Linked DNA regions of Homo sapiens: region 2 is linked to region 1. A link is an interaction called in ENCODE POLR2A ChIA-PET data of the cell type or tissue named here. Cell type or tissue: MCF 10A. All regions are shown on one strand.

Evidence for each region. Peaks named below come from ENCODE experiments on the same cell type or tissue, not always from the same donor. Only the 100,000 strongest peaks of a DNase experiment are listed, where the experiment ranks them.
Region 2: POLR2A ChIA-PET joins it to region 1 with 20 read pairs; 18 of 35 experiments call an interaction of 5 or more read pairs at or near these places.

Annotation. Positions count from the first base shown.
Region 1 is chr1:153,632,721-153,635,220 of GRCh38, forward strand. It overlaps CHTOP (chromatin target of PRMT1), which reads left to right and starts at 1,346. Exons shown (of 6, transcript NM_015607.4): 1 at 1,346-1,623. It also overlaps a transcript of S100A13 not described here. RefSeq lists an enhancer at 1,320-1,429 and a silencer at 1,770-1,849. In MCF 10A, no CTCF peak of the experiment used is centred here; DNase peaks (open chromatin) are centred at 1,281 and 1,711.
Region 2 is chr1:153,976,715-153,979,214 of GRCh38, forward strand. JTB (jumping translocation breakpoint) reads right to left here and starts at 960. Exons shown (of 5, transcript NM_006694.4): 1 at 456-960; 2 at 262-299; 3 at 1-61. The coding sequence starts at 538. JTB-DT (JTB divergent transcript) reads left to right here and starts at 1,029. Exons shown (of 1, transcript NR_186180.1): 1 at 1,029-2,446. RefSeq lists enhancers at 431-1,079, 1,081-1,130 and silencers at 801-850, 1,139-1,433. In MCF 10A, no CTCF peak of the experiment used is centred here; a DNase peak (open chromatin) is centred at 997.

The DNA of each region.
Region 1 (2,500 bases):
ACACAAACACATACACACACGCACACGCCCAAGTGCCAGGAAGGAAAATGAAAGGGTCTTGACGTGCCAGTGGAGCAGAGGAAGGGTTGCAGATGTGTCATTCTCTCATTCCTCAAACATATGTACACTGTATTGTGCACATAGTCATTAGAAAAATCCCTTATTGAGGCCGGGCACAGTGGCTCACGACTGTAGTCCCAGCACTTTGGGAGACAGAGGCGGGCAGATCACTTGAGGTCAGGAGTTGGAGACCAGCCTGGTGAAACCCCATCTCTACTAAAAATACAAAAATTAGCGGGGCATGGTGGTACGCGCCTGTAATTCCAGCTACTCAGGAGGCTGAGGCAGGAGAATCGCTTGAACCTGGGAGGCGGAGGTTGCAGTGAGCCGAGATGGTACCACTGCACTCCAGTCTGGGTGACACAGCGAGACTCCATCTGCAAAAAGAAAAAAAAAAGAAAGAGAGAAAAATCCCTTATTGAGCAGGAAACATAGCTTATGCCCATAATCCTAGGAGTCGGGAGGCTGAGGTGAGAGGATCACCTGAGCCCAGTAGGTCAAGGCTGCAGTGATCCGTGATTCATTGCGCCACTGACTCCAGCCTGGACAACAGAGCCAGACCCCGTCTCAAAATAACAACAACAAATCAGAGAGAGAAAAGAGAAATCCCTATGTAGGTCTGCAACAAAATAAACACGGATGGCAGGTGTGGGGGGAGGACATGGAAACGCAATCGAGGACGCAAAGGTGCCCCACCCCAAGAAGGAGTAAACAGTATCTAGGCCAAGTTGGGGAGGGGAGGAAGTGAGGAGGAAAACATGGACGGGCGGTGGTGTTGGCCGGTGCAGGATGGGAGAGGAATTTGCTCCTAATACTGGCCTCCTGGGCCTTGGCTGGAGCATTTACGGCACTTCACAACTCTCAGACTGGGCGAGTGGCCATGAGGGGAAAACCAGTGCAAATTCCCCAGGCCCAATTGTCCGGAAGAAGACGAGGCAAGTCCGCGTAAAGATTTTTAGACGGTGTACCTTGGCTAGGGAACGGAGGGGCGAGGGAATTCGGGACCCAAATCCCCTCTAAGGCCCACATTAATAACTACCCCCAAGAGGTTGCAGCGCAACCACTACTGGAACGTGAAGTCCCCGGCACGCCCCAACAACAGGACCATTGGCCACGCCCCTAGGGGCGGGGCACTGCATGGAAAGCCCCGCCTTCGCCCTAAGGCTCCGCCTCTGACCTCTGCGCAGGCGTAGCTCAAATCTTTCCCGCCCTCTAGTCGTGCGCGGATCTGACGCCTGACGTAATTGCGTAGACGCCATTTTAGCCGGTCAGACAAGCACTGGACGTGGCGGCCATTTTGTTTTGGACACCGAGCAGGAGCTGGCGGCCGCTGCAGACGAAAGGCAGGAAAGGGCAGGCCGGGTGAGCAGACGGATCGGCCGACTAGACAGCCAACCAGCAACAACGAACTGAGCTCGCATACTACCGCTTACGCATCTAACCAACCGCCCATCTAGCTAACCCGAGCCCCTCCACCGTCAACTCAGGTTCGGCCGGTCCCCGGCCCGCCTGCCGGAGCCGTGGTGGCAGCCCCGGGAGGAGCACTGGCGTCTGTTTCCTTCGGTGAGTTTCGGTAGTGAGAAGGAGCCGGGGGAGGTGCGGTCTTGAGGAGCGGAAGGGGCCGGCGGACGCGGAAAGGGGGTGGTGGCATGTGGACATAGCTACGGTGTTGGAGCGTGGAGGCCCCGGGGAGGAGGCGGAGCCCCTGCGAAGGGGCGGGGGAGGGGCTGAACTGGAACCTGGTGGCGGGATTGATGGAGGTTGGGGTTTGATAGGATAAAAAGGAAACTTGGCGGGTAGAGCAGAAGTGGAAGTCTTGACAGGGCTTTGAGGATGGTAGGGAGATTAAGAAGTACAAGACTTTGAGGAATGTTGGAAATTAATGGCGGCTTTAGGGTTAAGTTTTGTGGAGGGCTCTTTGCGAGCTAATTCCCAGGTGAATTTAGAAAACCTTTCCTACTCCCCCAGATCGTCAGTTTCTTGTTAAAGTCCCTACTTGATTCTGGAGTTGAAAGCCACTTTTGAAACTAGGCATGCATATATATATGTATATATATACATACATATATATATATATTTTTTTTTGGGGGGGGACGGAGTTTCGCTCTTGTTGCCCAGGCTGGAGTGCAATGGCACGATCTCAGCTCACTACAACTTCCGCCTCCCGGGTTCAAGCGATTCTCCTGCCTCAGCCTCCGGAGTAGCTGGGATTACAGCCATGCGCCACCACGCCCGGCTAATTTTGTATTTTTAGTAGAGACATTTCTCCATGATGGTCAAGCTGGTCTCGAACTCCCAACCTCAGGTGATCCGCCCGCCTCGGCCTCCCAAAGTGCTGGGAAAACAGGCGTGAGCCACCGCGCCCGGCCCTGCCTGTATTTTCACTGTAGATCAGTGGTTCTCAACTTTAGCTGCACATTAGAAGCACCTAGGTAGCTTT
Region 2 (2,500 bases), 340 kb after region 1:
GAGCACTCTTCTGCTACCACAAACTCTTCCACCAGCCAGCATGGCAAATTTGAGGTGCTTGCTGAAAGGAAAGATAAATGCCAGCCCCAGGCCATTCAGAAAACATTTCTCCCAGGCTCTGCCCATCCAACTTCCCGGCACAGCGCTTGCCCTCATTCCATGTGGTGCCGGCCTTTTCCACCTGTGCTCTTGGTATATGGGGAAGATACTAAAACCAAAAACAAACGACGGGACGTGTCGGGTTCCCAGACAATCACCCACCTGACAGCTTCTCTTCCTGCACGGGAGCCTCTGCTTGGCTGTAGCGGAGTTGGGGGAAGGGACAAAAGTCAAAACCCAGAAAATAGGGCACCCCCTCCTGCGCTGTCCATGGATAAGATCTCCCCCAGCCCCGAGGCCGGGAACGATCCTGTCCTCCAGTGACCTCCTTTTCCCTCCCCTTACCTCCTCCTTACCAGAGCTTTAAGGTGAAAGCACAGAGCAACCAGCAGAGGTGGCGGCCCTGGGGGAGGCCAGGCCTCCCGGCACCCGCAAGCATGGAGCGCCAAGTGTCGCACCTGTCGGAACAGAGGGACCTACTCCACAGGCCTCGTGCCTCCGTCGGAGCGCAGAGGCGGCACTTACTCTGCAGCCCTCCCAGAGGTTCCAGGTCAGGGCAGGGAAGGCCGGAGTTGCCTATTGGAGCAGAGGATCTATCAGGACGTCCCCGTTGCCACAGCGAGAAAAATCGATATGTTTTTGCGGGCTAGGGAGGCGAGCGCCTTCTGCGGGGTCCGCAGGGCGCTGGAGGAAGGGCCGGCGGGGGCTCGCGGCCCTAGCGCCCGCTCACCTCCGCTCCCGCCCCCGACGCAGCCATCTAGCCCCGTGGAGGATCCTCGGGCGCGGGACCGAGCTCGGGGCCCGGTGTTCCCGGGGGCGTTCGGTCGTCGCCCGCTGGGGCTTATAGTCTTCCGCGTCGGTGGCGCCTCGCCTGCTGCTCACTGGGAATTAGCTCGGCGCCCCGTTGCATTGTGGTCTTGGTAGTCTTTGCGAGAACGGCAAATGGCGGTTGCAGAGGCTCGTCCGAATTCTCGGCTCGCTGCTCCCTGGCTGGCGCGTGTTTGTTCATTCTGGGCTAGGTGAGCAGGGACAATACGTCGCCCTCTCAGGACTTTGCTCTCTCCTTAAAACCCGAGGATTCACCGTCAAGCTTCTGGTTTCTCTGACATCCTTCCCCAGCCGCCCCTTCATCGCCACCGATGATCCAGTGGAGAAGCTGTGTTGGAGGTCAAGGGATGGAGGCGAAACTGCGCGTTCTCGTCCCTGCAGAAACCGGAATATCCGAGACACATGACGAACATGAAACTTTCTCCTTGTCTCTTGGCTCCCACTCCGCTACACAGATGAACGGTGTTACCTTCCCTCATGTTACTTTGCTAAGCCTACTCCTCAGAGCTGGTCCTTTGCATAACCTCTTCAAATGCTCTCAACTCTCCCTTGCTCCTACATAATGGAGTAATCATAAGTGCAATGAGAAAAGCATGAGATTTGAAGTTCCATAAGTATTGAGTCTAGGTTCTGGTGGTTATTAACTCCATGATCTTAGGAAAGTATCTGTCAGTGTTCTGTGTAAAACGGAAATGCTAATGTGTATTTACCAGGACTTTTTCTTGCGAGAGGCAGATGAAATGTATCTCCGTTTCATGAGTAAGTTCAGAGAATATAAGTGACTTGTCCAAGGTCAGCAAGCTAATGAGTGGGAAAGCTGAGGCTTGAGCCTAGACTGTCAACACCCAGGCCAAAGATTCATTGCCTGCTTTTCATCTTATGGAGTTAAACCTTGATACACACTCAGATCTGCAGTGACTTGACCAGCACTGTGGGTTCATGCTTTACTGTCTGATAACGAATTTTCATTTAATTTTATTTTTTTTCTTAGACAGGGTCTAGCTCTGTCACCTAAACCTGATGAGGGCTGAGCCTTCATTTCGCCGTTTTTTGTTTGTTTGTTTTTGTTTTTGAACGAGATGGACTCTGGCTATGTTGCCAGACTGGAGTGCAGTGGCAAGTCACAGGAGCCATCATAGCGCATTACAGCCTGGAACTTCTCGTCTTCAGGGATCCTCCCAAGTAGCTGGGATTTCAGGCATGTGCCACCATACCTGGCTCTAATTTTGAATTTGTTTCTTTAAATTATTATTTGTGTTTGCTGAAATTGTGTGTGTATTATTTTTGTGTATGTGTGTGAGTAGTTATATGTTACATAAAGTAGGTTGTGGGGTTTTTTCCAGTAATGTTTAGCTATAATTGAAGTTTGGGCCGAAATCTGCTAGTATTTGTTACTCCTCACCAAATCCTACCTTATCTCACAACAAACTGTAAGATCTTGTGATATTTCACTTCCAATAACCTTACCAGGCATCAGAGTGGGGTCTCTACTCTGAAATTAAATATCTGCCATAAGGTATGTTGAAGACGTTAGTCTCTTTCCCAGGAGGCACAAAGTGCAAGTCTTTTCCTC